Linked DNA regions of Mus musculus: region 2 is linked to region 1. The links are chromatin loops, found by intact Hi-C in ENCODE. Cell type or tissue: heart. All regions are shown on one strand. Each heading gives the region's core, and the rest is flanking DNA. Links, peaks and the distances in the headings are about the cores only. Region 1 overlaps Syk (spleen tyrosine kinase). Region 2 overlaps Gm33424 (a long non-coding RNA gene).

Evidence for each region. Hi-C counts contacts between places; a loop is a spot of excess contacts. Peaks named below come from ENCODE experiments on the same cell type or tissue, not always from the same donor. Only the 100,000 strongest peaks of a DNase experiment are listed, where the experiment ranks them.
Region 2: a loop joins it to region 1, with 3 times the contacts of the local background. A loop is called at or near these places in 1 of 42 quality-filtered maps.

What each region holds. Positions count from the first base shown.
Region 1 is chr13:52,648,046-52,664,413 of GRCm38, reverse strand. Syk (spleen tyrosine kinase) reads right to left here. Exons shown (of 14, transcript NM_011518.2): 14 at 15,622-16,368. Among named protein-coding and RNA genes, the nearest start is that of Syk, 59 kb to the right of the region's middle. In heart, for the core only: a CTCF peak has its summit at 5,796 (motif pointing left); no DNase peak of the experiment used is centred there; H3K27me3 peaks cover 735 bases.
Region 2 is chr13:52,994,084-53,010,451 of GRCm38, reverse strand. All of the region lies in intron 1 of Gm33424 (a long non-coding RNA gene), which reads right to left. It overlaps Gm33519 (a long non-coding RNA gene), which reads left to right. Exons shown (of 2, transcript XR_382384.3): 2 at 2,028-2,362. Among named protein-coding and RNA genes, the nearest start is that of Gm33519, 16 kb to the left of the region's middle. In heart, for the core only: no CTCF peak of the experiment used is centred there; a DNase peak (open chromatin) is centred at 8,821.

The sequences.
Region 1 (16,368 bases), core at 4,613-7,112:
TCTGGGCCTCCATTGGGAGGTGCCCATGGCAACAGCAGAGAGCACAGAGAGAAGCAGCCAGCTCCCATCGTGCCAGGAAGCAAGAGGAAGAAGAAGAAAAGACTGGGTTCTCAAAAGCCTCTCTGAGTGCCTACCCTGGTGACCCAAAGATTTCTTAAAGGTTTCATGATATGAGTGCCAAGGCTGGTGATCGAGTCCCTAAACTGCTAGGCCTTTAGGGAATGTTCTAGACCCACATTGTGGCAAGAGTCTTGGCCCTGGGCTTTGGGCATGGAGAAGCAGCAGCTGGTAAGTACTGTTATTCTCATAGCTGAAATGCTCTGAGGAGGACATAGAGGCAGGGACCAAAACCATCACCATGGTGACTACCTTGGACAGCTGCAGAAACAGCAGCCCGCACTCTGAGAGGCTAGACCGCATGTTCAAGGCCACCAGGCAAAGAAGCACAGCAAACATCCTCAAGTTGAAGTGTTCTTGACTCCTAAAGCTGATCCCATCTTCATGAAGGGTTTGAGGACGTACTTAAGGCACAATAGAGATGCTGGGACTGTAGCTGCATCTCAGCAGCTCAACGCAGGCCTGGCAGGAGCTCTGGGCAAGCTCTTCAGGAGGCTCTGTAGGGCCACATGACTGGGATATGTGGGCACCAGATGTCCTGAGTCCTTTAGTTATGGAAAGTTCCCAGGTATGGTTATTCTATTCCTTCAGTGGTGACTTCTAAAGAAATGGTTCAGAGACATGAAAGCTCCAGTGACCTTGCTGACAGAGATGATGTGGGTCTGTGAGCCAGTTCCCCCCAAGCCACCTTGTCCTCCCTTAACAACTGCTTCCCTGCCGAGCTCCTGGGTCTCTGGCAATGACTGTAGCATGAACAGAGTGATATTCCGGTGGTCAGAATACCAATTGCCCAGTGAGGCTTTAGCTATGAAATAATAAATTTTTGTTTCACTGGATTTAATTGTCCAGTTGTTCTGAGAGTGTAAGACTTACAGGGAACCCCCATGGATCTAGGACATGTGTTATCTCATCTACACCAAATAGACAGTAGTCATCAGGGCTCTCCAGAGAAACACAGGAGGTGAGTTTTTATTATAGAGATTGACTAATATGCTTATGGAGGCTGAGATGTCCCACAATGTGCTACCTGTGAGTTGGAGACCCCAGGAAAGCAGTGGCGTCATTTGGGCCTACCCAACATATCTGAGAACAGAGTAGGCCAATGGTACGTATCCAGCTTTAACTTTAAAGAACCCCTCTCCCACAAAGAGGAACCTCATTGGCTAAGGCAAGTAGGTGGGTGTCTTAGGGTTTTACTGCTATGAACAGACACCATGACCAATGCAAGTCTTATAAAGGACAACATTTAACTGGGGCTGGCTTACAGGTTCAGAGGTTCAGTCCACTATCATCAAGGTGGGAGCATGGCAGCATCTAGGCAGGCATGGTGTAGGAGGAGCTGAGAATTCTACATCTTCATCTGAAGGCTGCTAGAAAAATACTGGCTTCCAGGCAGCTAGGATAAGGGTCTTAAAGCCCACACCCACAGTGACACACCTAGTCCAACAGGTCACACCTTCTAATAGTGCCACTCCCTGGCCTGAGCATATACAAACCATCACAGTGGGTGTTCTAGGTCAAGCTCAGAGAGCAAATCCACCCTCCTGCATGTTCACACTCTATTTAGCCCCTTCATCAGCTTGGATGGTATCCACCCATAGTGGATCTTACCAGTTCAACCTACCAATGAATAGGCTACTCTCTCTTTGAAATTTCCTCCCAGAGCCACACAGACACAATGAAAGCTTTACCATCTCAGATCTATTGGGTGTCAACTTGACACCTGTGTGTATCTCCTCAGATGATACTTAGCCACCGGTCAGACGCTCTCAACGTCTTAATGATACCTAATATGATATAAGTAGGCTGCGCAAAATTTCAAGCTCACTAATCCCTCACCAGGAGAGAGGGAAAAGCTTTCGAGTGACATATTCTGTAATCTAGACTGTAAAACTTAACTGTCCTCATCCCCCATAAAACACCCTGACCACACCAGTTAGTTTTATGTCAACTTGACACGAGCTTGAGCCGTTTGGGAAAAGGGACTCTCGATTGAAAAGATGACTCCATAAGATTGGCCTGTAGTCAAGTCTGTCGGGCATTTTCTTGATGAATGGTTTATGTAGGAGGGTCCATCCACTGTGGGCAGGGCTGCCCGCCTCTGGGCCGGTGGAGCTGGGTTGTACATAGGGCTGAGCAAGCTAGGGGATCGAACCCGTAAGCATCGTTCCTCCTCAGCCTCTGCTTCAACTCCTGCCTTGAGTCCCTGCCCAGGCTTCCCTCAGGGGCTCACTGTGCTGTGGAACAGAGGCTGAAATAAGCCTCTCCTCCCCAGATGCTTTGATCATGGTGATTGATCACGGAAACAGACTTGGGGGTGGTTATTCTAGTTCACTACTCAAGGTTACAGGGAAATAAAGTCAAGACAGTAGGAACTGAGAAGTCATGTCATATCATGTCACATCGTGAGGTCAAGACAGCAAATCCATGCCTGGCTGCTTCTCAGATGACCTTCGCCACTCTTATACACAACCCAAACCCATTTTCAGGCTGGATTTTCACCATGAATTAAAGCAATCAAGATAATCTTCCATAGACATTCCCACAGGTCAATCTATTTAGAAACCTCCACATTGAGACTTTCTTCCCTGGCGATTCTAATGTAGCACCTTGGCCACCCCAACTGTAACACTTACCACCACTCAAATTCTTATGTAAAGTTGGCATGTTGTGTGCTGTCATTTAAGAGAAGGAAGCAGAGCGTTTTATTGTGTTGACACACAAGCATATCCATAGCCATTGGATATAGCCAGCTCTTGGACCTGGACCTGTCTGAAGGCTACAGCTGCCTCACCGCCTCTTCTGCTTTCCCCTCTCAGTCTCCAAGCCGCTCTACCTCATCACTGCCTTGTGGGGTGATCCACGCCATCTTTCCTAAAGGATCTAGACCCCAGAATCTGACTTGAGTTGGGTTTCTGTCCTTTGGGCAGATTAAACAGGTTCGTGGTTAGCTGCAAGCCACCAATAATGTGTCAGTATCACATTGAGGAAAGAAAGAAAAGCTCTTGCCCTTGGAGTCATTTAGCCAAGAGGGATTTCAGATTCAAATTCTCCACTCCATGCTCCCTAGGCCTTCTGTCTTCTGTCTACATGAGTCCAAGCCTGTGCCTGACTGAAGGCTATCCTTCGGATCGTTCCCTGTATCTGTCACATGGCTGTGTCTGTCTCTGTGTCTGTGAGTGGCGTGACTGTTCTACCTAACACAGGCCTTTGCTCTGCCTTTATTGAGAGTCATGGAAAGCATCTCTCGGGGAAGGAATGGGATTCTTTTCAGAAATCTTTAACGGAGGTTTTATAAGGGATGAAGTCACTGGCTCCAACTGGTCCTAACTGTCTCAGACAACAAACATCACTGCTTATTGGCCAGCGTCCATAAGTGGATGCCATCCACCTGTAGGATAGATTTTAAGAAGTTGCCTTCAACTTCTGTGTTTGCTGTTTAAAGCAAATGATACATATGCCTTGTTCCAGGTTGGGGGCATAGAAGAGTGCATAACTTAAGATTGCAGCTATGCATTAGCTTCGGTTGTAAAAGCTGATTACATGGGAAATCCTAGGCAAGCAAGCTTGGTTATTACAGTGTTCTCTTAGAGGCAGACTAAACAAACAGTTTGAGTCCACAGTAGGATAGCAGCCTTAAGTCTTAAGTGACCTCAAGGTGCATTATTAACTCTGGCTGTGAGGTCCAGCAGAAGTTCCAGTCTTGTAGAATATAAGAGATAATTTTATTATAGTGCATCGCCGTAGTCCTTGACTTTGTGTGCAAGGCATGGTAATGTTGCGATGCATTGTGGGTCCTCCTGTGCTGCAGGCAGACTCCTTACCACCTCCTTTGCGATAACCTACTTTATTTTCTCTTGGGACATTAAAGCAGACACCGACAGTAACTCACTTTTAACTCAGAATTATGAAGGATCCCAAAGGGGTCAGATCAAGTCTTCATATCCACTTCCGTGCAGCCGAGTTCTTGCTCTGTGCTGGAACTATCTCCTTCCCTCTGGCACTAAGATTTCAAGCCAAGCAGAGCATTCAGTCAGAAGAATGGGGAAAAAAGAAAGATGTTGCCAACGTGCCACTAGGGATTCCAGTGAGTGGCACCATCCCATGTCCACTCTTTGATCTCTGATCTGGGATCCCTAGGGTTTTAATCTCGGATGTCTCCCATGGGAATTCCCAGTATTGATCCCAGGTGGTGGTACTGTTGAGAGGGGACATGGAGCTTTTAGGAGGAGGCGGGGTCCAGCTGGGAGAATCAGGTTGTGGGGGTGGGCCTTTGAAGCTCATGGCGGCCTCTGGGCCAGTGCTTTCTTTATCTTCCCACGATGGGAACAGGATTCTCCATCTGTTTTGTCTCTTGGTGACTGAGCTTCTCTTCCCTCCATGGGCCCTTCATGGACCACTGCCCCCAAACCGGGAGCCACGAGAGAGACAGCTCCAGACAGATGATGTTAATTCAGGATATCTAAGTCCCAAGGAGAATCTCCGGGGTAGTCATGATTATTCAAAGCACTGAATAGTAAGCTTGGCTTCCTGGCAATGTGCTCAGGTTAGCCCCCTTCTCCCTCCTGGCACCATCATTAGGCCCTGATCGCAGTTAGCAAAAGGAAGAGCCTGTGCAAACAGACACATTTCTGCACCACCCAAGCCCTGTCGATCTTTCTGGCATTTCTCAGATATTTTCTTGGTTGTGTCAGGAGGATTGCTCATCGTTGGTTTTGACTCATGTCTCAAAATCAAGGAGAGACATTAGCTGTCCCTGTCTTGCGGTTTTTCTCAACACAGCTAGCATGCCTGGGCGTGAGAAGGTACTGGGACGGGGAGAAGGACCAGGTGGAGGCAGGGCAGAGCCTGGAGCCAGGGTCTTCACCTATGCCCATCCGAAAGCATCTCAAATGTGCACAATGCTACGCCCTTGCCTGGAAAGCACAGGCTGGGCTTGAATAGCTTCTCCCTGGCTCCCGGATGCTGTAAGCAGGAATCTTCTAGTCTGGAATAACTCATGAGTCAGTCACAGTTTGGTTTTCAAACCGCTCTCCCTTGGTCAAAATCCCAGGTTATCTGAGTGCCATTAGCAAGGCTGAGCATTCGTGTCGTCCTTGAAACCACTGGCTTCCTGGGAAAGGTCCCGAGGTTCCAGTAATCAAGAGACACTGGAGCAGAGACCAACAGGCTTCTCGCTTAGTCTGCACCCCACCGTTGCCAATCAAAGCCACCAAGATGACTCTATTTTGATGTCAAACTAGCAGACATGATTTTGTGCAAAGTGGACTCTCCTCCCCAACCCCCTTTTGAGACAGGGTCCAGTCAGGCCTTGCGTTGATTATGTAGCAGAGCAGCAAGCGAACACACCCGCTTTTACTCAGTACTCAGACTAAAGCACACTAGGCAAGCTGTCTGTCGACTGAGCCACCCGCCACCTAGGCTCCGAGTAGATTTTTAAAAGAGTAAATAAAGAGATCCGTTTAAATTCCCACTCAGCAGTACTTTGATGTCCAAGATTAGAAATTGCTTCCTTGTATATTATTTCTGCACCTGCTGGAATGTGATTCCTGCCGTGTATCCACTTGGCAGCGCTGACTCTTGTTAAAACAGGTACTTTGTTAAGGAGGAAGCAGCTCTTTCCTGCCTGTGGCCCCCGTGGCAGTCCTGTCCGAGGATCTGCTGCCACCTACTGGACACATGAAGAGTAGCACTGACAGGCGAATCCCCAAAAGTTGCACTGACTTTCTGAGTTGGTGATTGATAAGAGGGGGGTCTTGTCCAGCATAGAGAGGGGCCCACTGGCCAGGCACGTTCATCTTTGTGTTAGGGGCTTGGTGATATGATAGACCCTCCCTTCCTGCTCTTGTCTTCCTCTTCTTCCTCCCATATCCTCTGACCTCCTGGTAATGCTTGTGTTTATTTAACATGGTCCGGGCTAAAAGATATGAACCAGAAGAGCCAACGGCCACCTTCTGGACATTGCTTCATGATCATCTGTGTGACCTACCCTACTTCAGGATGTCCTTATCTGTGTGACCCATCCCCCAGGTATACCCCATGACACGTGCAGGAGGGCTGGCCGAAGGCTGGGTTGGTGTTACAGGGACGGCATATTCCAGGGCTGAGATTCATATGATGGGCCCTGGAAATCCTGGTGCAAGTCAGGGAACCCAGGGCTGAGCATTGAACTTGGAATCCTGCTGCTGTGTGATGCCTTCTGAGGGGTTCACAGTACGGATTGCCAAGAAAACACCCTGAACTGGTGGCCGAGGTACTTCTCGAGTGTGGGCTCAGAGCTGGTGCTGGGTAGTCTGGTGACTGGCTGTGAACAGACAGACAGATACTAGGGCAGGGTATGGGGACACTTGGAGCAGTCCTGAGGACATTGTCACATTAATGCCCACCCCCCCTCACACACACACTGTTACAACCGTTGCTGACTAGACAGTTAAAGGGAAATTCGTATGGCTTTCTCCAAGCTGAGGGAGGGGCTCTGAGAACGGGGGCCCAGTTGCTCTCACTAATTGTTGGCATGGCCAAGAGCGGCTGGGACTTTGTGAGACATCACCTCGGCTCTCAGCTTCCACTCCTCAGAGGAATGCCCCTTTAGAGTTAGAACAAGTCTCCACTAGACCAGGGCACAGCCAGCCGAGCCTGGCTTCACAAAACGGCTTGGGTCTTCTGGTGCTGTGGAAAACTTCCCCAGGGTTTCCCCTACATCGCGCTTGTCCCCTCTCTTCCGTCTCTTTCTGTATATCTGTGTGTACATCATTAATGTTGTCTCCCTTGTTCTCCCTTCTTCCCCTTTCCTTGTTCTGTCATTTCTCTCACACACATACACATATGTGTGTGTCTGTATGTGTGTCTGTGTGTGTCTGTGTGTGTATGTGTGTCTATATGTATGTCTGGATGTGTCTGTGTGTGTCTGTATGTGTGTCTGTGTGTTTATTTGTGTGTCTCTGTGTCTGTGTGTGTGTCTGAATGTGTCTCTATGTTTGTTCTGTGTCTCTATGTGTGCCTGTGTATGTGTCTGTATGTGTCTCTGTGTGTGTCTGTGCATCTGTATGAGTGTCTGTGTATGTCTGTATGTGTCTGCATGTGTATCTGTGTGTGTCTGTGTGTCTGTATGTGTGTCTGTGTATGTGTCTGTGTGTCTGTATGTGTGTCTGTGTGTGTCTGAATGTGTGTCTGTGTGTGTATGTGTGTCTGTGTGTCTATCTGTGTGTGTGTGTGTGTGTGTGTGTGTGTGTGTGTGTGTATCAATCTCTGTGTGTGTCTCCAGAGATCCCCTAGTCCCTCTGGGGAAGGCTGACAATGACGATAATGTTCATCTTTGTTCTTCAAAGTGTACCCCACCCCCACCCCGAGTGCAGAGATGGCTCTGTTCCTGGGGTTTTTGAGAGACCAGGCAGTTAGGAGATAGGACCCCTGGGTGATTATTTGTGTGGGAACCAGAAAACAAAGCTAGGACATCACAAGTCTTGCTGGATAAAGCCACATAGGCTGCTCAGATAGCAGCTAGCCCAGGGTTGACTCCACCAAGTGGAGTGACTCCAGCAGTGGCATGCATAATTTCCCTTTGAGCTTCTTTGTCTCACCTGGTGGCACTTGTTCTCTGTCTTGGCCTAGAAAGCCCATAAAGCTGTTTAAGGTGAGGAACCTGACATTAAAAAGGACCCTGCCTCACCCAGACGATGCCAGGACATCACCCTGCCTGTGCCATGTCTCTAACCAAAGTGGACAATGGCCACTGAAGAGGGTGTGTATGCTATTTGAATGAAGATGCTAAGAGCTAAAAGCAGCTCTGTTGGAAGCTGATGATGCATAGACCCTGGGAATGGGGAATGGGGTGGACATCAGGACAGAGTGGGCTGTGCTAGTGGATTGTCGGGGTTACAGCCTGGGCCCAGGAAGCCCTATCAGGCTATGTTTGGCCCGCCACCCATCCTTAATATGACCATTAAACAGACGGGTCTTAGTAAAAAGTAGGGAAAGAGATACCTGGTGACCCCCTAAGTCACCTTTAGGGTCCTGACATTAAGTTTAGGCTTAAGTAGAAGATAGGTCAAAGGTGGAGCTCTACCCGCCACTAAGCCTTCATTGTCTCAGCCCCAGTTTCTCCTGCAAAGTCACTACAGGTTGTCAGCACTGTGCGAATCTCTTCCCAGGAGAGAAAAGCCCTCAGCCTCACCCTGCCTGGCCAGTACTAGACGCTAGCACCTCTTCCCTCCTCCAGCATGAGACGCCTGGGGGAATTCCGTTTCCTTGTGGATGTTGTCTCAGAAGTCTGGGGTGAAGGGCTCTCTCTTTAGAGAATCTCCTTTCTACAGAAGACAGTTAGGAAACACAGCAGGCTGCCCACAGGGGAGGGGCAAGGTGCCCTCCATACAGGAGCCCTCACCAAAGACCATAGTGAAACATATTTATTTAGGACAATTTGGCCACATCTGAGGTTGTCCAATTCAGAGACTCCAGCTCTGGGAATGCTTTCCCAAGCTTAGACTTGACTTTTTGGGGCATTCCCTCACTGGCCTGTTGTTCACATCATTTATGCCCAATACAGCACCCCACTCCACTTCTTCTCTCCCTCTTTTTCCTAACTCCTCTTCTCTCTTCCTTCCTTTCATCTGTACCTCTCCTCCCATCTCCTTCCTCTCTTTCTCTTCTCCCTTCTCCCTTCCTCTCTCTCCTCCCTCAGTCTCTCCCTCCTCCCTCAGTCTCTCCCTCCTCCCTCAGTCTCTCCCTCCTCCCTCAGCCTCTCCCTCCTTCCTCAGTCTCTCCCCCTTCCCCCAGTCTCTCCCTCCTCCCTCAGCCTCTCCCTCCTCCCTCAGCCTCTCCCTCCTCCCTCAGCCTCTCCCTCTTCCCTCAGTCTCTCCCTCCTCCCTCAGCCTCTCTCTCCTCCCTCAGCCTCTCCCTCCTTCCTCAGTCTCTCCCTCCTCCCTCAGCCTCTCCCTTCTCCCTCAGTCTCTCCTTCCACACTAGTCTCCCTCTCCCCTTTCCTTCCTCCTTCCCCCTCTTGAGATATTCCTTCCCATCTTCCTTCACTCCCCCCTTTCTACTTTTATCCCCGCTTTGTTTCCTTTCCTCCTCTCCTCCCCTGCCACTCCCCTTCTTTATCATGTCTCCCTTTCTGTCTCCACACTGTGTTCTATCCTCACACCCCGTTGTTCTCTGGCACGCTGTCCCCTGGCCAAACTGCCACCGCGACTCTCTGTTTCTGGTGTCTGCATGGGCTCCTTCCAAGATCCCGAGAAAGGATGTACCAAGGCAGTCACTTTTTTTTTTTAAAAAAAGAACTTTCCCAAATTAACACATTTTTGCCTGCAATCTGTCAAGACAGCTGTCTCTTTGTCCCTTGAGTTCCTCGTGGCTAGCATCAAAAGCAGCCAGGGGCACTTTTAAGGTTTGGGAGGGGGAGAAAGAAGTCTGAACTCTGGCAGACGTGTGAATGGCGGACTTTCCTCCCTTGTGGAGACTAAGTCTTTGCAAGCTACCAAGGGCAGCACGGCTCACCCTGGACTTTACTGTCCACTTGCTTTTGAGACATGAAGGTGACCTAGGATGCACACATGTCAGTCACATGGTGTACACACATGTCAGTCACATGGTGTACAGTCCTAAAAGCACGAGGGAAAGAATCTTGGTTTGAGAAGGTGGAGACAGTGTTACTTCCAGGCCTTACATGGCTCAGAGGAAGTTCTTGTCATGGAAAAGGGATTAGGGAAAGGCCTCTTACAGAGGAGGCATCCTGGGGAGCTCATCTCATGCAGGAGGCTTCAAGGAGGACTTGCTCACTGCTTTGGGGCTCATGGATGCTCTAGAGGAAGGCTCAGTTCTTAAACTCAGGGTGAATTTATCTTCTTAGACATACGCAATTAGACGCATCCCAGGACTCGGGGTTTCTCTTGTGAATGGAGTTATGTAGAAGACAATCCAGCAACAGTCCCAGCTGGTGGCTGTCCCATGCTCAGCAGCCATATACGGAACTGCCCGTGGCTCTCAGCCATGGGACTAGCTGTAGCTATGCCAATGCTGTTGGTTCTGTAACTCGAACCACAGCCAGTTCTCATGGTTTCTGGCAACGCAGCCCTCAACATTCTTTTTTTCTAAGAAGCTTCCCCAAGCCACGTGAATATCAAGTTCTGCATCTTCCCTGACCCCCGAGAACAGCCTTGGGAGACCCTTGGCTTCTCTGGTGAGAGAGGCACGTGTCCAGGGATGACATCTTCTCCCACACGAAGTTCAACACTGAAGGCAGAGACTCCGGGGATGCTGGTGTGCGATGGTTTCAAGCTGAAAATACCTCAGGTGTCGTTCACCGCTTAGAATCTGCAGAGCGAACTGGGGTGGGCACGGTTAATGTCAGGTCAAGAGCCTCAGGCACCCAAGGAGCTGAGGTTAAAAAAGGTAAAAACGCCTATGCAACAGATACATGGCTCCACATGTGTAGGAATACACCCCCAAAGAATGAGACATGTATGTTACACATACACACACTTAGCACATGGATGCACACACATATATCACATTCACAGCACATGCACATAGACATATACAGATGCATGTTGGAACACATCACCATACATACATATACACATAGAGAGACACACACTATACATAGGCATATCCATATTCAAAAACACATACTACATGGGTAGCACATATAGATCTCTTTTCACCTCTCTCTCTTACACACACACACACACACACACACACACACACACACACACACACACACACACACACACACACACACACACACCACATAGAACCCCTTCCATAGCCATATACATACAAAAACAAGCACACAAAAACATAGACACACAAATCACACTACAAAGGAACAAAGGCCCAGCACCCCACTCTAGACTGTGTCTCTACATCTCACGTGGGGTGCATTAGCTGTGCAGGTGCATCGGGCCAAATGCAGCCCTGCCTGCGCAGACCTTGTGTAGGAGCCTGGCTACTGCTTGGTGCTGTTGTGTGACACTATTTCCTGGGGAGACATGAACAAGCCACAGATAGGGACTCCATATAACACGACAAAGTAACCTTACCACCAAAATTAAACTCGGTCAACCAACAAGTTTACTGGCATCACTAGCAGGAGTATGGGTGCGGGTTTAACTGTGGGGGCAGGGATGACTCAAACGCAATGGCAACACCAAAAAAGCCCACCCTAGCATGGGTGATGGCTCATGGAAGCTAGGGCCTCGGAGCTCACTGCACAACTGCCAGGCAGCTCAACAGGTTGGAAGAAGCATGTCTCTTCTAGGCAGCTTGGGTCGTCTGGTCTCTCAGCACTCCTTACTGCTTAGATAAGCTCGGGGAGGGAGCTTGGCCTAGTGCATTTATTCAGTTTCAGGAACTTCCTGAAACTTTTGAGTTGTTCACTACCTGAATCTTGAGGAGATTTCCTTGCCAGATGAAATGTTACATCAGGGAGAGAATTGATGTAAATGGGGTAATTGAGAATAAAAAGCTAGGAAACACCGAGAAAGATGGGTCTCCTGAGAAAACACTAAAGTATAGTATCTTATTAACTTCAAGGGAAAATTCATTCATTCTGGAATGAACATTTGTCTAATTTTTTTTTTTTTTACTCACAGGAAAACGTATCAACCAAGGTGTTTACACCATGTTCCCAGGACTCTATCTCTCCACCCTCCAAGACCTGCCCTCCTTCCTGACGGAGGCTTGCTTAGCTTCTGGTCTCTACTCTGTGGGGTTCCCCTGATGCGCTCACAGGCCTGTGAGGCACACAGCAGAGGTCTCTAGGAGTGGCTTTATAAGCAAGTACTCTCTCCTCTTCGCAGTTGACTATTAAATAAAACAAGAAGGAGGGGTGACCACTGTAGGAGGCAGTGTGCAGAATACGACCTGTCTGGAACTTTTACAGCTGGGAGGAACTGGCCTGTCTAAAACGCTCTGCAAACCTCCATGTTCATTCCAGAACCAAACCTCACGTGGTTTGGTGCAGTGACGGCACCGGCTCACCCTGCCTGGGAAAGATACTTTCTGTCTGGCAGTGAGCTTTCCTGAGTGGTGGGCTTTCTATTTCCTCACCTGCTCCCCACCCTCTAGGGTAGAGGCCTTTCTTGTGTAAGGGACAGAGGGACACGGGAACTTGAGAACCTGTTCCCAGGCAGTAGTCTTTATGGCCTGTAATTCAATGGTTTCGTCAGCCCTGGTGATTTATAGAAATTGATGCTGTCATCTGATAGGAGCTGTGGGGAAGAAACTGTCCCAGACACTGCCTCTTTATTTTCCATGAGTGAGGGAGAGTTGTTTATGAGTAGTCTGCATTTTGAACTCTTTGTTCCATGGCTCGATGACAACCTCGGTGCACTGAGTCACCCACAGACCTCAGAGACTGAGCCCTGAGGCCTGTGACTAATGGCTTCAGTGCAAAATAAATAAATAAATAAATAAATAAATAAATAAATAAATAAATAAAATAAAATAAAATAAAAATAAAAAATGCTTAGCTTATAAAAATAGAAAAAGGAAAAAGAAAGAAAGCAAGCAAGCAAAGAACTCGGTGGGTTTCCAGCTCTGATGGTGGCCGGCAGGGACAAGCCTGGAACACAAGCTTAGCAGCAAGGTGGGCTTCGAGCTCGGTAGCTGGAGCATCCCGGCGACCATTTCCTGGGTTTGGTAGTGGCAGCTTTGGAAGTGCTTTTCTTCCTGTGGCTTCATTTTGCAAAGCTGTAAACTATTAAGTGGCTGTAAAGACAGCTTTCTGTGATACATTGTCAAAAATCAGTCCTCTAGCGCCCTCTGCTGTAGACAAATGATACCAAGTTTCTTTTCTTTGGAGGAATTATTGGTTCTGTTGCCCTGGGGTGTGTGGGTGTGTGTCTGATGGGCAAGGAGAGGGGGGTGGGGGGCGGAGGGAGGGAGGGAGGGAAAGGAGGGGAGGGAAGAGAGGGAGTAAGGGAGGGAGGGAGGGAGGGAGGGAGGGAGAGAGAGATGCCTGAGGCCCTTGTTGGACGGTAATTATAGGTCCTTTGTGGCTGGAAGGACAGCTCAGTGGTTATGAGCGCATACTGCTCTTCTAGATGACCAGAGTTCAGTTCCCAGCATCCATGTTGAGTGGCTCACAACAACCTATTACGAGCTCTGGGGTGCCAACATTCTCTTCTGTCCTCAGAAGGAACCCTTGCACACATAGCACACACATACACAAGCACACACACACATGCGCGGGTGCACATGTGTGTGAACATGCACATACACACAAACAAATAAAATAATAAACTCAAAGATCTGGGGCCTTGTGAAAGGGAAGCCGTTCGTCAGGAATGCTGTTGTAGATGTTGGGAACCGCTCTCCCTCTCTCTCTGCTTCCTGACCACAGTAAGAGAGGAGCTTCCTCCACGGTGTGCTCCTCTGGTGAGAAGCTATGCCACCACAGACACAAATCAGCAGCGTCAGGTACCCACAGCTTTACCATCCTGGCAGGAATAACGTTGCTGTAGCGAGAGCCCCACGCATCTCCCTTTGACCATCAGAGCAGCAAAGCTGCAAACCAAGGAGCTGGTGGAGAAGGATAAGGCTGAAGCCCGGTGCCAGCCAGGAGGGGAGCTGGTCTCCTGGGGAGAGGTTGTGTCAGGGTGCTGCTCATGGGAGACTGGAGCTGAAACGTGTTGCCAGATGGGAGCATGCCTCCATGGGGACATGTTGCTGGTCCTCTCTTTAAACCTAAGCTTCGTGCCAGGACCCCAGAAGATGGGCTTAGGAGGGTCAGCAACCATCTTTGTCCCTATCTCTGATGTGGTTACATTGGCTAAACCTCCAGTCTCTGCTTTGCACCTCTGTATCCTGCATTGGCTGGATGTGGCTTGGTAGGCTGCCCAAGAGCCTGGGCTTGAACCCTCACTCCAGGAACAAGGCCTCAGAGACTGCTGCCAAGACAGGCCTTTCCTCCTTTTAAGTTGCTTTACTCAGGTATTTGTCACAGCACCGGGAAACCAATTGGTACAGTGTGGGAGCCTGCCAGCTTTAAAAGTCTGTGGCTCTTACACAAGTCCACATGTATGGATAGACAAGTGTTGATGCGTGTGCAGGCAATGCTCTTAAATTGAGGTTGTTCAGAGGCATTGCGTTCTTTGCCATGCGTGCGTGCATGTGTGTGCTCATGTGTATGTGTGTGTGTGCATGAGTGTGTGCATGCATGTGCATGTGTTCACATGTGCATGTTTGTGTGCACATGTGTGCATGCATGTGTTCATGTGTGCATGTTTGTATGTGTGCATGTTTGTGTGTGTGCATGTGTTCGGGGCTACATGTTTGTATGTGTGCCAATGCATGTGTATGTATGCATGTGTGTGCATGCATGTGTTCATGTGTGCATGTGTTCAGGGGTACATGTTTGTATGTGTGCCAGTGCATGTGTATGTATGCATGTGTGTGCATGCATGTGTGTGCATGCATGTGTTCATGTGTGCATGTGTTCAGGGGTGCATGTTTGTATGTGTGCCAGTGCATGTGTATGTATGCATGTGTGTGCATGCATGTGTTCAGGGGTGCATGTGTTCAGGGGTGCATGTTTGTATGTGTGCATGCAGAAGGTTGACACTGAGTGTTCTCTTCAGCTGCTTTCTCCTTTATTTTTCTAAGACAGGATCATAAGACCTGGAATGTGACAACCGTGCTGGGTGAGGCTGGATGGCCAGTGAGCTGTAGCGATCTGCTTCTCCCTCCCCAGAGCTGGCGCTGCGGGCATGTGCCAATGCACTGCCTCTCTACATAGGCACTGGGGGCTAAACTCAGGTTCTCTTTACCATACACTCTCTGTACCATGCTTAGATTAAACTATGAACTTGACACAGCCTAGAGTCACTTGGGAAGGGACTCTCCATGGAGGGATTTCCAAGATCAGATTAGCCTGTGGGCAAAGTGGCATTGCGAGTGGGGATGTGTCAACATGTACATGTGATTGTGGATTTGTGTACACAGGTTCATGTCTGTGTGTGCAGTGTGCATTTGCAGGCATGTTTTTAATGCACGTTTGTGCATGCATGTGTATGTGTTCCTGTGTATACATACATAAGATGCTTGTCTATGCACACATGCAATTATATGTAGTGTATGTATGTGTGCCTGCTCATAACTCCCTATAGAATGAGAGGAGCCCAGGGCTCGGGACCTTTACATCCTCACCTTCTCTGCTCTGATGCTTTCGTGTTGTCTTCATTGACAGTGGCAAAGCTCACCCCGCCCTCTCTGGCCACCTTGGGGTCTCCTTGTACCACTTTCTACTGGGTTTGAGTTCGGCTGTCAGTTCTCAGCCTACGAATCTCAGACACAGTTGTTTCCCCTCACAGGACCGGGCTCTCCTTGCAGGCTTCTGAAGCGGCAGAATAGGTGAGCTCTGGAGTCTGCGTTCCCACCCAAATGTAGCGAGTGGTATGACTGAGGGCTCAGTATTTCACAAGCAGGTTGCACTTACGAAGATGCTGGCCAGCTCTAGTCAAGGGTGTATATCCCATCATCTCCTGTCTGCATCCGTAAAGGTCATCACAAGACTAATAGTAGATCTTTATTTAAAATAATTTCTGAAATAACAGGGAATCACTGTGTGCTGCTCTGGGTGGCAGCATTCCCAGAGAAGGACAACCGAGGGCTTCCCTCTGCAAGGAGCAATGCAATCACAGACCTGGCATCCCTGTGGAGTCACTGTCTGGCACACAAAGCAGGCCCGGGGTACAGGGAGGACATGTCCCAGCGCACACAGAGACAGGTTTTTATGAATGGCTGGCTGGGGTGTTTACTGGAGAGACATTCGGTTCCGCATGAGGTATGTGGTGTTTGCAGTCAGTGGGAGGTGGCGAGGCAGCTTAGGTGCTCCTTGTACTCTGCTGACCAAGGGTCATAGGTAAAAGCACACAGGGAGCCCAGCTGCCAGGCAGAAGGGGCTCGGAGCATCAGAGGCAGCTTGTGGAGAGACCAAGTTAAGGATAGATGCCTGAGAAGGACCTTGGCTAGTTTCTGACCTTGCAAATTTAGTGGGCATTCATAGTCTAAATCCTCTAGGGAGGATCCTCTTGCCATCTGCCCTCCTCAGTGGCCCAGGGGAGAGAATTAATCTTGACAGTAAGACACAGTTTTCACCAGATGAGAGCCCTGGTCGATGGCCACATGTGACTCTGCACATGGGAACCGGTTTCGGCTTTCTGAAGGGGGGCAAAGCCCATCCCTCCACTCTGCTCAGTCATAGCCAGATAACGGTCAGTCCCAAATCCCTGGGAAGGAGAGGCACTGCTA
Region 2 (16,368 bases), core at 7,763-10,262, 340 kb before region 1:
TTCAGAGAAACCCTGTCTCAAGAAAGTAAGAGAGAGAGTGGCAGAGCAGGACACCCAATGCCCTCATTTGACCTACGTGCAAATATGGGTGCACACACTTGCATGGACATATGCATGTGTGAACGTGTGCACACACAGTTTTATTGGAAACCATAGGCTTAATCAATTTCCTGGTGTTATTCACTGACTCACAGTCTTCTGTTTATTATAAGTGTCAAATTGTAGCAAATTGAAAATAACATACCCATACCCGTTTTGACTCTTAATAGTGTGCTGCATGAACTACACAGAAGGCAGAAAGCCCTCTCCTTTTTTGTCTAAGGTTATTTCATGGACAACTTTAGCAGTTTCTAGCTACACTCGCCAAGAGTAAGACTGACTTACCAATTTCTATATCTAATGCTCTTTTCCCATTTGACTTCAGGTTTCTGCTGTTGTCATAGAGTCAGGTGTGTGTTCCGTTCTTCGCAGTTAGGATGTGGGGTGAAAATGTACCATCCCTGAAAGCTCTGCCCCAACCACCTGGATAATGAGGTGGCACCTTTCATCTACTTTGTGGGCGCTTTGCAAGGGCTGTTTTGAATCATTTTAATGGAACAATTGGTTACTCTGTGTCTTCTTGAGTTGTTTTGGCAAACCGGGACGTCTTAGACACTTGACAACCTTATTTCCGGGTTTTTTTTTTGTTTTTTTTTTTTTTTTTTTTTTTTTTTTGGTTTGCTGGAAGAAAGCCAAGAATTTCCTTCTCCCGTTCCTTTTCATCTCAGCCTCTGAATCACACCTCTGGTGCTTTTTTTTCAACACTCTCTGTTGGGTGCAGTATCTTTCTTTTTTCCTCCTTCTTTTCCTCAATCAAGCTATCAAACCTGTCTATTTCTACAGCCCATTCAAGGAGTTACTATAGCGTTTGAATGATGGTTCCCCCTAAGATTGTTCCATGCTTTGATCTCAGGAATTGGGGAACGTCACCATCTTTATAGAAAGTCTTTGTAGACAGTTCTAGTTTGCTTCTCTATTGAGAGGAGAAAACACTGGCCAAAGCCAACTTATGGATGGGAACTCCCAGATCATAATCCATCCCTTAAGAGAGGTCAGGGTAGGTTTTTGAGCTCAAGGCAGGGCTCTGAAGGCAGGAGCTAGAGCAGAGGCCATGGAGGGGTACTGCTTACTAACCAGCTCCTTGTGGCTTGCTCAGTCTGCTTTCATATAAAACCCAAGGCCACCAGTCCAGGGATGGCACCACCCACAGTGGGCTGGGCCCTCTCTCCTCCATAGCTAATCAAGAGAATGCCCCACAGACACGGAGTCAAGTCCTCAAATGAGATTTCCTCTTCCCAGATGCATCCAGCTTGTGTCAAGCTGACAAAAACCAGCCTGCACATGACGGTGTTAGATAATGACTGTCGGTCACGTTAAACCCACAAGCATCCCAACATGAGGCGAACAGAAGGATTGGCATGGAAAGGGAAAACTTAAGCCAAAGGACTTGGTGACAAGGGAGGTGACCTCAGGGCTGTGGCCAGCAGCCAAGAAGGCTACAAGCACTCGGGGCAAGAAGAACCAGACATTCTCCAGGGAGGCCGTGGCCCTGCTGGCACCAGCAGATAGAAATCAGACAGGCAGTGTAGAACAACCACTCTTAGAGATTCTTGTCCTTGGCTTCTCCACAGCCAGAGCCTTGGAGTGGTAGGAAGGGCTCTGGCTGCTGCTCTTTGGACTTCCTGTTATTTTTGGATAAAGATTATAACACTTGGACCAACACCATACCCAGAAGGTATACTATGAGAGAGTTCACCTCAACACACCTTGCAGGGGTCAGGGGAGGACAACTGGACCCACCCTCTCCATGATTCATGCCAGTTCCTGTTAATTCCTATACTAAAAAACACTCTCAGATTGACATCTCTGTGTTTTTTGGGGACCTGTCCTGCTACACAGGGTCTCTGCCTTTCTCTCTCCTAAGTTCCCACCTGTGAATCTGTAAGAAAACTGGTCTAAACTCATTGTCCGCAAATTTCCCTCCTCAGAATCAAAAGACAAGAACCCAGAGGCTCCTGACATAAAGCCCACCTGAGGTCAAAGGGAAAGCCCTGATGGACTCAAACACACCCCACTTTCCCCAAATCACCGCAGCTGCCTGGATTTTAAGCCTGAACCTCAGAACTGTCGAGACAAGTTTCTAGAATCTGGCTCACCAAACTTGGGAGGATTCCTGGCAAAGCCTCCGGGTTTCTTCGGGATTTCAGGTGTTCTTAACTTTGCCCAATTGCATCGCCAGACAGGATTTTATCATCTCTGCCTTTTACTTTATACACTCTTGAGTTTGTTTATCTTTTGTAAAATTGTAAAAGGTCAAACTTCAGATCATTTTTTCCAGAGGCTTGTATTTCTGTTTATCAGCATGGTAAAGTCTGAGCCTGGAAACCTGACAAGGTGCCAGGTTGGCAAGGAGAAGACACCAGTACCTCTCCCTTCCATTTGCCAAATTACTGAAACAGCATCCCTGAGAATCTGGAGCCTCCCGGGAGCCTCCTGCTGGGGGAAGGGAAAGACTGAAGTCCTTGCCAGCCAGAGGGAGAATGCATCTCTCAGAAAGATTCCCTATGACTCTGACAGCCGTCACACTACCATCCAGAAGAGCCTAGAGCCAAGATAATGGTGTGTGATGTGCAGGACCACATTATAACAGGACTTTTAGCTGTGTTTACTTCTTGCCTTCTATTTATAGCCAAACCTTGTTAGGACCTTAAAGATGGAGTTAGAAGAATGAGGTCACTGGCCCACACTGATTTAACCAGCGTTCTCTGCTTCTCACTACCCTGTGTGTTTAATTGGCCTATTGAGGATGGTGGTCCAGCCTAGGTGCCTAGAGCTGTCAGGGTTCTGGCTCTGATCCCAGCAACAAGAGAAATGTATGTTCTCTGCCCAGAAGAAACTGTAACACCTATTGACCCTCACAGTCCCTAGGTAGATCTTCCACAAGCTAAAGCTGACTGTGAGAGTTGTCAGGACCAAAATGGAGTCTCTTGTGTCAACCTACAGTCAAAATTCAGTTAATCAGTAAAAACAGGAAGTGGGGAAATAGGAAAGCTTTTGTATGCATGCCCCAGACTTTTAGAACCATGTCTCAGCAAGGGCCATTGACCCATATTTGGACAGCACATGTGCAAGAATGTCTATGCAGTTGTCTGTCTGATGGTCTAACTGCACTTGTTATTGTTCTGGGAGTTCTGATAGACTAGGATTAATATTTCAAAGTAAGTTACATAGTCTTTCTGTCTTTAATTCTTTTCACCTTACTTGAGCTGCAGCAATGGCTTAGTGGGTAAGAGCACTTGCTCTACAAACAGGAGGACCCAAGTTCAACCCCCACCCCAGCACTCATGTTTTAAAAAAATTGCCCCTGGTCCCACCAGCCTGGGGAAGCCAGAAGAAAGACACCTAAATTCCAGTGTGGGTGCCTGTCTTAGTTAGGGTTTTACTGCTGTGAACAGACACCATGACCAAGGCAACTCTTTCAAGGACAACATTTAATTGGGGCTGGCTTACAGGTTCAGAGGTTCAGTCCAGTATCATCAATGCAGGAACATGGCAGCATTCAGGCAGGCATGGTGCAGGAGGAGCTGAGAGTTCTACATCTTCATCTGAAGGCTGTTAGCAGAATATTGGCTTCCAGGCAGCTAGGATGAGGGTCTTAAAGCCCACATCCACAGTGACACACCTACTCCATCAAGGCCACACCTTCTAATAGTGACACTCCCTAGGCCAAGCATATATAAACCATCACAGTGCCACAACGATGGGCAAATGTGTTGTAGAGACATAGGAAAGAAGGGGGGTGGGGAGGCAAGAGCTTCACACGCTGTAAAGAAAGGTGGAGACTTGATGGCAGTGAGAAACAGGCAAATAAGGTGCAAGCACCTAAGGCCATGGTGAGATCTTGGCCCAAGATGCCTCCAGGCCCAGGTCTGGATCTGTGGTCCTGCTGCAGCTAGGATCTGTGTCAGTGTCTGTAGCCTGAGTTAGCACCAATGGCCACGCAATGTGCATGGTCTGGACTGCCACCAGAGAGAGACCATGTAGATACCTGCGGGCCATGCTACCACAAGGGGACATGCTGATCTGAGTGGTCTGTGCTGCCATCTGAGGCCATGGGAACACCTGGGCCCATATCTGCTACCCGGAGCCAGGTCTGGGTCACTGATCATATTGGGTCAGTGTTGATGTCCCAGGCCCTTTACCACCAAAGGGCCTGCAGATATCCTTGCTCTGAAATGCTGCCTGAGGCACTGCTGGGCTGATCTTGCTCCTTACCGGCCACCACACTCAAGAGAGCTGGTCCTGCCCCTTGTCGGTGGTGGGGTGGTATGATCAAGGGAGAAATGCCTTTTCCCCCCACTTAACCTTCACCACCTGTGGCAGGTAGGTGAGCCAGCCCCAAAGTCATGAGCACAGGAGAGCTGTCCCCGACTCTCGCCAGCTGTGGCACTTGAGAAAGCAGGCCCTGTACCTTGCCTGGGCAGCACAGTAAAGCTGCCCCTTGTGGTGTAAGGTTAGGTGAGCTAGCCTAGAAGGCCCAAGAGCAGGAGAGCTAGCCCTGCTCCTTGCTGACATCATGAATGGAGAGAGAGTCTACCCTTTACTTACTTACCTGCTGTTTAATCTTGGTAAGCGATACTGTTACCCGTACATAAAATGACCTTTTATGGCATCAGATGATAAGTGAATTCTTCAGGATTCATTTTAACATTTTAAAACTTCCTGGGCAAAATAAGAGACCAGGAAAATGTTTCTATTGTCATTGTGTATATGAAATGTTGTGTCTTGGGCTTTAAAATTCTATCCTCTGTTCTTTACAAAGTTGCCATTTGTTGGGCTGAGGGTATAGTTTGGCGACTGAGCCCTTGCCCAGATGTACACAAGTGCAAGACCTTGGTTTTTTCCCTTTCAGTGCAGAGTGTGGGGGCATTGGGAATGAGGGGGTGGTTGATAGGTGAACTGGGGAGAGAGGATGGGACAGGACACACACACTCCCCATGGAAAGTCCTGGCTGTCTTGGATATCGTTATGTTGACTAGGCTACTCTCATATTAAAACTGATGCCACGCGTGCGTCTAGAGATTAACACTGGGTATCTGCCTCAGTTGCTCTCTGCCTTGTCTTCTGAGAAAAGGTCTCTCCCTGAACGTGGAGTTCACCCATTCAGATGTTCTGTTTCTGCCCACTCGCTACCCCTGGGCTGCAGCTACAGGTGTGTGCCACCATGACTGCTTACATGAATGCAGGGTATTCATTCTTGTACTGTCACCTCCGCCTGGACCACCAGCCTGCCTAGTGTTGATTTTTAGGAGAAGAACTTCAGGATATGTGACACCATGGAAATTCCTGAGTGTCAGGATCCAAGGAAACCCCAATTCCCCCAACTTAAAAATGCAGCCCAAATATCCAGAAATGGGCCCAACCTGGCCTCTAGGAAGATTTCTGGAAGTTAGATAAAAACCAGCACTCTTAGGAACTTTGGGAACCCAGTTCCCCTCTACCAAAATGAGTCATTTACTTTAACTCTAGCAAAGGGACTATCACAACCTCTGGTGCCTATTAAAGTATCAATACTGATGGCCTCCAAGCTCCCTCAGTATCACAGCTACTCTGTTGCACAAAGTCTATGCTAGCATCCTAGTCCTTCCCAGCTCCCTTTCCTACCCTAGACTTCCCGCAGCTCACAGGCTACCCTCCCCTCAGCTACTCATTTTCCTCCTCTCTCACAAAGAGCCTTGGTCAGGTCCAGTCTGCTGGCCATGTTCAGTCTACTTCTTTCTCTTTCTGCTCTGGACTCTTCCAGATACCTCTAGAACAAAATGAAGGAGTGCAAAGGAAATAATTACATAAGGTTCTCTCTCTCTCTCTCTCACACACACACACACACACACACACACATACACACACATAGACTCACATACACTAATGAAATAACAAGAATAATACTTTTTAAAAGAATGGGTTTTTTGATCCAAGAATATGCTTCCTACAAGAAACTTATAGTAGATTCTTTTAAATGTGGTGTGTGTGTGTGTGTGTGTGTGTGTGTGTGTGTGTCCACCTGTGGAAGCCAGAGGTTGATATTGGGAACATCACTTTTCATTATGGCAGAGCTTCTTACTTGAGACCAGAGCTTGTCTATTTGGCAAGTCTAGTTTGCCAGCTTGCTGTAGGAACCTCACCTACTTCTTCCAAGCACGGGAATTACAGAGAGACTGCCACACCCACCCAGCCTTTATATGGGTACTAGAGATCCAAAGCGTGGTCTTCAATGCTGCCCAGTAAGCACACTAGCCACTGTGCCATCTCCCCAGCCCAGGAAACCTACATTAGCTTTGAGGAAGCAGCCTGGGGGTGGGGAGTCAAAGATAAAAGATTTTCCCCCATGCAAATGGTACCAAGGAAAGGTCAGAAACCTTCAAGTCAAAACTGTCAGAGACAAAAATGCCATTAGTTAATGATACACTCGTCAAGTCTTCAAGAGAATTATAAATACACACACACCCAGTATTGGAGGACGCAAATGCATAAGGCAAACAGTAACGAGTCTAAAGGAACATGGCCATGGGAAATAGGAGGCTTCTCAGGGGAGAGGTCATTTCGGCAGAAGATTAATAAGGAAATGTCTGCTTTTCTTATTTGAAATATCTGTTTTCTTTCTACTTATGCGCATGTGTAGTTCCCTGGAGCTGGGGTTTCAGGCTAGAATGTGAGTCCAGCCCTGTAGGGCAAACACTCTTAAACTCTAAGGCATCTCTGCAGCCCCCAAATCATTTATTACTTAAAAAAAAATGTGTATGTGTGCATGCATACACATGCTGTGGTTCGTGTGCAGGGAATGGAAGACAACTTGTAGGAGTCAGTTTCACATGGACCTCAAGGTCTGAACTGAAGCCATGAGCCTTGGCAACTAGTGCTTTCACCTTCTGAGTCACCTTGCAGGCCCTTTGAATTGCACTTTAAATCAAACGGCCCTAATTGACATGCTCAGAACACTCTGTGCAGTAGCAGCAGCAGCAGCAGTAGAGAACACACTCTTTCCAAACACACGGAATATTCTCCAATGTTTTAAAGGCACAAAACATGTTTTATTTAAACAAATCTTTTAGGGAGTGAAACACTCACATTCTGCTTTAGTTGTTCACTGCTGACATACCAGGCTAGCTGCTTGTGAGTGCCCAGTAGTTTAAGTAGCAAGAGAAAAGACTTCTTCATTGTATCAGTCATTTAGAGAGAGAGAGAGAGAGAGAGAGAGAGAGAGAGAGAGAGCTGGTATTAAAATCAGTGAGGAAAACCTAAAAGATTTTCCAGCAAGATCCAGTCCAAGATGAAGACAGGAAGTCCTAGATGGAGGAATCCACTCAACAAAATGGAAAAACCAGTAAAGAAACCAAGATTAAAGCATTTAAATCACAAAAGAAGAATTAAGAGCATCTCTACTTGCTTACGATATGGCCTTGTGTGTGGCCACTCCTCCAAAGAGTCCACCAGGGACAAGGCCCTCTTAACAACTAGGGGATGAATTCAAAACTAAGGGAACAAATCAACGCATGAAAGCCAGTGTCACTTTTTATAAACTGTGTGCAGCCTTTGTTTGTAATTTAGTGTGTGTGTGTGTGTGTGTGTGTGTGTGTGTGTGTGTGTGAGAGAGAGAGAGAGAGAGAGAGAGAGAGAGACTTAAATGCTTGTTTGCTTGTTTTCTGGTTTATGCTTTTTCTGTTGGATGATTGGTTATTAGAAAGTCCAAAGACATCCTTTTCTGAAACAGTGATCTATTGTCTTGTTATATTGCCCAGGCTAGCCTTAGGTTCCTGGGTTCAAGCAATGTTCCTGCTTCTGAGAGAGCTGAGGCCCCAGACATGTGCCACAATGCCTGAGTCCCAGTAACACTGTGAACAAAAATAGAACGAAACCAAGGAAATCCCTATGGTATCACAACAGACACAGACTGGCAAAGCAGTTCTGAGGAAGAGAAACTAGTGGGAAGAATCACCCTTTGTCGTAGTTAGGGTTTTACTGCTGTGAACAGACACCATGACCAAGGCAAGTCTTATAAAAACAACATTGAATTGGGGCTAGCTTACAGGTTCAGAGGTTCAGTCCATTGTCATCAAGGTGGGAGCATGGCAGCATCCAGGCTGTCATGGCGCAGGCAGAACTGAGAGTTCTACGTCTTCATCCAAAGGCTGCTAGTGGAAGACTGACTTCCAGGCAACTAGGGTGAGGATCTTAAGCCCACACCCACAGTGACACACCTACTCCAACCAGGCCACACCTATTCCAACCAGGTCACACCTCCAAATGGTGCCACTCCCTGGCCCAAGAATATACAAACCATCACACCCTTACTGATTTAGATTATATTAGGAGGCTAGAACGACCAAGGGGGTATGACCTTGACATAAGAACAGCACCCATACACAGGGTAGCTGGGTACAAATACACATGCCGAGATCGGAACACAGGCCAAACAGAAGTGGGCACAAAAGCCTATATACACAGACACACATGCCCACAGGTTGGTGAAGGCAGAGATTCTAACTAAGGCTCAGGCCTCTGACCTCAAAGCCATATTTATACATGACCCACACAAAAGTGGCACGCCTCCAAAACTGGTTATATAACAGATGACGTCACTGTTTACTTTCAGGTTTCCCAGACATCCAGTGTCAACCATTGGGTGCTGATTCATCCTCTCCCATCTATGTGTAACATTAGCCATCTTGCTGCCTGAGGGATATCCAAATCAACCCCACTGGTGGACAGAGGGGAGGGGCTGTGTTGGTAGTACTGAAGCTGGGAGGCCTTCTGCAGCCAGGAGTCCCTCCCTGTATGTGGGCATGAGCAGCAAAGGGAACTTCAGACTCTTGATGCTGCCCCACCACATAACCCAGCTTCCTGTTGTACTGAAGTCCCTAGGAAGTCACACACACACACACACACACACACACACACACACACACACACACACTATAAGCATCTGTTCCAAGAGAATGGGATGCACCTGAGAGAGATGACGCAGGGATGGGCAACCCTGAAGATCTTTCATTCAGATCCCAAGACCCAAGCAAAAAGCCAGGCACCATGGTACACACTGGAGGCAGAGTAAGGTGTGTGTCAGGTACTCACTGGCCAGCTGGTCTACCCAGTAGGTGGACTGCAAGATCTGTGAAAGACCCTGTCTCAGAAAAATAAAGTGAAGAGCAACTGAGGAGGGCACCCAGTGCTGGCCTCCATCCTCCGTGTGAACACTCATGGCTTCACACACAGGAGCACACACAGAGAAGCACTCAAGGGAAAGGAGAGAGGAGAGGAAGGACCACACGGTGTGGTGATTCAAAATAGAGACAGGGGCAGGGTGGCTAGTTCATCCTGTCTCAGTATTCAAAATTCCTGAAATCCCTGTCCAAATGGGATGTCGGTGACCCCATGTTCTGATGCTGATGACCTATTGATCAATAACAAACACTGGAGAGAGAAGTGCCCTGTCCAACAGGAGGCCACCCACCTTATCCAGACCCCAGGCTCAGACCCCAGGGCCCCTTTCTTCAAGGTGCCAGGCTCAGAAGTGGTTGAGTAGTTGGTTACAGCTGCTCTACTCACGGGGATACAGAGGGGATTTCAAGTCTCTTCTCTGTGACATCAGAGGACTGAGAAGTTCCCAACTCTGAGCAGACAGCAGGGAGGTAAGACCTAAGAAGAGAGTTGCAGGTAGACACCTCAGCTATCTCTAGGACCCCTGGGGCTGTACTTGGTGACAGAGGCAAGCATCCCTCAGTGCTTCTCCCCCTCAGGCCCAGGAAGTGGTAAAAGGGTGTGGTTAGTGTTGGCTGTCCACTTGGCAGAAGCTAAAATTATCAGGCACAAGGGCCTCTTAGTATGTCTGTGAGAGATTAGCTTGATTGTGTCTATGGAGGTAGGAAGACGCTCCCACTGTTGGTGGGTCTGAGTGGCCACGGGTTCCTGGGTTCCTGAAAGGAAAGCTGGGGATGGATGGGAAGGACAGTGAGAGAAATAACGAGCCAAGACAAAGTTCTCTGATGGAGGCTCAAATTTTAATGTACGGCACTGAATGTATATGGGAAAACCCAAGGACCCATCCCTTTGTTTCCACTGGGTTCTGTGGCTTGTTTCAGCTGGATTGAGTTGCAAAGTAGGCTCTTCAGCAGCTTAGCAGGGCCAGCAGTTCTTCGTTCTCTGGCAGGAAGATGTAATGTAGTTAGGCCAGATGCCTGGCTCCAGTGTCTGAGACTTGTTCAGCCAGCTCAAGGCTGGGGGGCTGGGGGGGCAGGGGGCACACTCAGTCACTGTTCTAATGCTGTGATGGAACACCATGACCAAGGCAACTTATGAAAGGAAGCCTTTAACTGGGGGCTTGCTGGCAATTTTAGATAATGAGTCCATGATGATTATAATGGTGGGGGAGTATGGCAAAGGACTCCTAGCACTGTACTCTGATCTCCAACGATTTTCAAAGGCATCTGACTCATGCCCTACTATGGTTTGGTCCCAGATACACGGATTTTTCTTTTCTTCTTTTTCTTTCTCACCCCAAGGCCTTCCCATGGCTGTTTCTTTTGTTTGAAACATTGTATCCAATGTCTGCTGCGACTTTCTCCTTTTCCCTGCAAGTCTCAAACCCCAGCCCCCCGTGACACACCTCTTCTGACAAGACCTCACTTCCTAATGTTCCCTGAGCAGCCCACCAACTGGGAAGTAGGCATTTACCCAAGTCCGTGTGGGAACCAGTCTCACTCAAACCACCATAGGGTAGTACCGTTGCTTGGCTGGGATCCTGGAGGAAGCAGGCAAGCCGAACAGAAACAAGTTCCTGGCTCTCTGCTTCCTGGTTGAGGATGCTCTGGGACCAGCTATGTGGAGCTCCTGCTGCCTTGACTCCCTGCGGTGCTTGAGGCGCTCTGACTGATGGTATTGGTTAAAGGTCAGGAACCAGCTTATCTTTACTCCTTGCTTCACATAGCCACCAGGCATTCAAACACCATCCACAGAATACCTGGCCGATTCTTGTCTACAGAGATTAGAAGAAAACATCCCACGGTACTGCATGGCCTCACCCCCTACAGGAGCTCCAGGGAGCACCTGGCACAACTTTTCCACACAGGAAACCCGGAGTCTCAGCATAGATAGATAGATAGATAGATAGATAGATAGATAGATAGATAGATGGAAATGGCGTCTCAGCATAGATAGATAGATAGATAGATAGATAGATAGATAGATAGATAGATAGAAAGAAATGGCGTCTGGGTAGACAAACACCAGTCTAGACCTGAAGATCAGGTGTGTTATAGCTAAATGCAGGGAAAAGGAGAAAGTCGCACCAGACATTGGATACAATGTTTCAAACAGAAGAAAGAGCCTCAGGGTGAGAAAGAAAAAGAAGAGGAAGAGAAAAATCAGTGTTTCTGGGACTAAACCATAGTAGGGCATGAGTCAGGTGCCTTTGAAAATTGCTGAGGCTCAGAGTACAGTGTTAGGTGTCCTTTACATAGACACCGTGGGAGCACCAGTCGCAGGGATGACTGGGACCCAGTTGATGTTACACTACACGGTGTCAGCGCCGAGAAAGGTTAAAGCAGCTCGGCCTGAGGTGGAAGGAAGTGGGCAGAGAGACATGCCCTCTTCATGTTCTGAAACCAGAGACCGCTTTCGTATTCACTGCTTAAATGAAGTGTGTAGTCAGTGACGTCACTGGTCACACAATCACATAAAAATCACAGACAAGACAACTGGGGCCCGGAGGAGTCAAGAAATTTTCTCAAAAATCACACAGCTTGTAAGCAGCATCAAAGCTCTAGGCCACACACTGTCCTTAGTCACACAGCACAATCTTTCTTGGTATCTCTGGTTCTAGATTAAAAAACAAAAAAACAAAACAAAACAACACCCCCCCCCACACACACACAAAGCAAACCCAGAAACTTCTTATGCATAAAAAAAAAATTCTTTTTAAACAAAGAACCAAATAGTAGATTTTCAGACTGGGTTGAGGTCCAAATTTTAGAGAATCTTATGCAATGTAACATCTATGATGTAATTCAAGAAATACAGCAGTAGACCAACTACCACTATAATAAGATGACTGCATATCAGCGAAACAAACAACCAAAGATGAGGTTAGAAGTTTGTAGGAGGATGCAGTGAGGGGTTCAGAAGGAATTGGGGTGTAGTGGGGAACAGGTATCATCAAAATACATTGTATACATGTGTGAAATTCTCAAAAAATAAATAAAATTTTTAAAAAAGCTTTGGGAGCTAGACAAATGGGTCAGCAATTAAGAACACTGGCTCCTCTTTCAGAAGATCCAAGATTTAGCTCCCAGTATCCACATGGTGGCTCACAGCCATCTGTCACTCTGGTTCCAGGGGATCTGACACCCTCTTCTGGCCTCCACAGGCACCAGGTATACACATAATGCGCATGCATCCATGCATGCAAAACACTTATACACATAAAATAAAAAATAAAACCGGGCATGGTGGTGCATGCTTTTAATCTTAGCACTCAGGGTTACTAGACAGGCAGATCTCTATGAATATCAGTTCAAGGCCAGCCTGGTCTACAAAGACAATTCAAACACAGCCAGGGCTATTACACAGAGGAACCCTGTCTCAGAAACCCAAAAATGAATGAATGAATGAATGAATGAATGAATACCTTTAATATAAGCTTTGTGTGGTATACATTTTGTTTCTCTGGGTGTGCATGTACATATGGTACTGGAGGTGAAACTCAGGTCTCTTGAATATTAGTAATTCTATATTCTATATTCAGTAGTAGCAAGTATTCCACTATTGAGCTTTGTCTCTGGGCCTTGTGTATGTGTGTGTGTTATTTAATTTGAGGAGATGTCTCACTATGTAGTTCTGATTGACCTTGAGTATATTATACAGACCAAACTGGCCTCAACTCAGCTGTCCACCTGCTGCTGCCTCCTACGTGCTAGGGTTAAAGGTGTGCACCAGCAAGCCCAGCACATGTGTGTAGTTTAACTTCTCAGAAAGTGTCTCCTGAAAGAGAAAGGCTTTGCTATGTAGATCAGGCTGGTTTGAACTAAATATTCTTCTGCCGCCACTTCTTGACCCCTGGGATTACAAGAGTGTACCATCGTGTCAGCTGTTGAACTATATAAACATTACAGAAAAATGTATAATAAATGACAGATGCTCCCTGCTTAGGACCCAGAAGGAGCCACCAAGAGCCACTGGAGATATATATACACACATATAAATAAATAAATAAATTAATAAATAAATATATATATGTATATGTATATGTATATATATTATCTGATTATAGATAGATAGATAGAGAGATACATACATACATACATACATACATACATACATACATAGATGTGGGGCAGTGAGCTGTGTACAGACAGCCTGGTCTTGGTCGAACACAGGTCTGGAACCCAGAGACCTGGTGGGCAGTGACTTCTGCCTTCATGGGATGGTAGGAGTCCGGCCACCCCTCCTGGGCCCCTGGCCCTTGTCGCAGCTACAGCCTCCCACAGCCCCCCTGTAGAGAAGTATGTGGGCCATCAGTCACATAGGCAATGCCCCAAGCTCCTGGTATCCTGTCCACTCCCACAGTTACTTGACAACAGCCAGGATAGCCCCAGCCCACTATAAAAGGAGCTGCTTGCCCCCTACTCTCTCTCTTGCCTCTCTTACCCTCTTGCACTTAGTCTTGCTCCCTTGCTCCCCTTCTCTCTGCCTTCCCTCCCCCACCCCTCCACGTGGCCATGGCCGGCCTCTGCTTCTCTACTCTCTCCCTCTCTCTGCCTTTCTACAATAAACACCTTAAAACCATGGACTGTCTCTTCTCATCAGGATCCGCTGTGCTGGAGCAATGGAACAGGTCTCCCTCTACAGAGCAGAGCATCTAACCTCCTGCGGGGAAGCCTCCCTGTGCTCCACTCCACAAGGCTGCCAGCCAAACCAAGCAGCCCACTGAGCTAGCTGTTTGAGCTAGCCAGACTCTCTCCTCCCCAAGGTAATCTGCCAGAGCTCTCCTCCTACGCTTTTCCCTTTGGCCCCGGGCCACAGTCCACCTGAGGGTCCCCACATGTTCTCAGCTCTTCTGCGACATACAGTGAAGTCTGGGATGTCCACGAGTGAGTGCCTGTAGTCCCTGGCCTCCGTGCAACCCAGGGACCCCAGAACCCGCTCTTCTGAGGTACCCAGTGGTGTATGTGGTGCCTGAGAATCTGAGCCCAACTCCGGCAGTTCCTCAGGGTCCCCAGACTCTACCTTCCTCACCCCCAGAGTGAGATCCCTGGGCTTCTCACAGTCCAATGCCTGCCCGGCAGTGGCCATCTCACCCAGGGGCCCTAGCCTCCAGCAGACCTGGGACCCTATTTTTACCCCATACAAAGATACATGGATACATACATAGATACATAGATACATACATAGATACATACAGGGATACATACATAGATACATAGATAGATATGTAAATACATAGATACATACAGGGATACATACATAGATACATACATAGTTTTGTATAGTTCTTATTGTATGTATGTATGTATGTATGTATAGATAATTCTCTTTTGCCTTTACAAATAGCCACACAGCTTTAGTGCCTGTTTACACTATACATTTCTCTTCAGCACCATTCAGATCTACTGATAATCCTTTAAGTGGAGCCAGCATCTATCTAGCTAAGAGACCACTGGTGGCAAAGGGGTGGCTTTCCATCTCTCCTCTCACAGATAACACTGCAGAAGCAGCCTTGTGTGCGTTTTTGCTCACTCGGATGATTATTTTCCGAGGCAGATTCCGAGCCACAGTTGCTAGCTCTGCCAATGTGTTCTCAGAAGTTAGTTAAGGGGTAGACTCAGTTTCACACCTGATGCTACTGCCCCAGTCACCAGAAGAATATCTATTCATTCCCCAGCATACTGCCTTGCTTGTTTACATAAAAACCACCTCAGAGCAGGAGACAGGGCTCAGTGGCTAGGAGGGCTGAGTTCAGTTCTAAGCATGCATATCAAGTAGCTCACAACTGCCTGTAACTCCAGCTCCAGGGGATCCAGCTCCCTCTTCTGGCATCTATGGGCATGCACACATATGTGGCAGGAACACACACACATAAATACATACATACATACATATGTAAATATTAAAAATAAAATTATTTTTCAAACACCTTGTTTTACTTCCATGTTTCCATTATTAATGAAGTTGCTCTGTTTCCATATATCCTTCAAAGTTCTTTGAACTTGACCTTTTCCAAACTTAATTAATTTGTATCATTTACTGAATTTGATGCCGGATACCTTCTTACTCTTGTGGGTCTACCAATATATTGCACTTAACAAATATGTTAACATATTTTCCACCATGAGAATGTTAACCTTTTGTCTAGAAGTAAAGTTGTAATCTCCCTCAAGTGTTCATTTTAACAATTAAGAATTATGGTAATTTTTATTTGTGTGTGTGTGTGTGTGTGTGTACCTGTGAAGGCCAGAAGAGGGTGTCAGATGCCCAGACTGAAGTTACAGACAATTGTGAGTGGTTCAATTGAAACTAGGTCCTGCACAAGAGCAGCAAGCTTTCTTAACTGCTGAGCCATCCCTCCTGCTGCAGCTTTTAACAACTCAATCGGACAAAAGCCAGTTGACTTTACTTGCTCAAGTTTGTTTATCTTTCTCGTAGAGCTCCAGTTTCACTATCACACCCTGGCCTAGAGTTCACATCTGGCTTCCCTTGGTTTGGTTTAGAAACTTCATGTGTAATTTGGTCTCTTCAATCTTTAACTTGTGGGAGTATTTTTCTGTTTGGAATGAGGTAAGAGTCTAGCCAATGGTCCAGACAGGATGAGTTTGTCTCTGTGTTGATAGATACCCTGCCGCAGATCTCTCAGTGATCTGAGAAAACTGACATGCTAAGGACTCTTCCAGGCTCTCCTGAGCCTGAGGCCCTGTGATCTGACAGCAGTCACAGCTAGGATGCATTTGTGAAAGGCTTAGGAGGCAGGAGTGAGTCATCTCCCTCTGCCCTGTGGCTCCTGCACAGTACGGCTTGTGAGGGAACTCAAAACACGTGGCTTGGGGGGTCCATAAGGAGCAGTGTGAGGGGCAACATTGTTGTGTGAGTCACAATCCCGGTGCCCAGCTCTGAGCTCCATGGTCCAGATTCCTGAACCAGCGAGTTTCTGACTACGCTTCCCGTTTACCGCAAACATTAGTGGCAACTGTGGAGCCATCAGAAGAGTGGCCAATGGTTGCCTAGCACAGTCACAGGTGTTCACAATGACCAAGCCCAACAAAGATCACCTTCAAACACGATGCC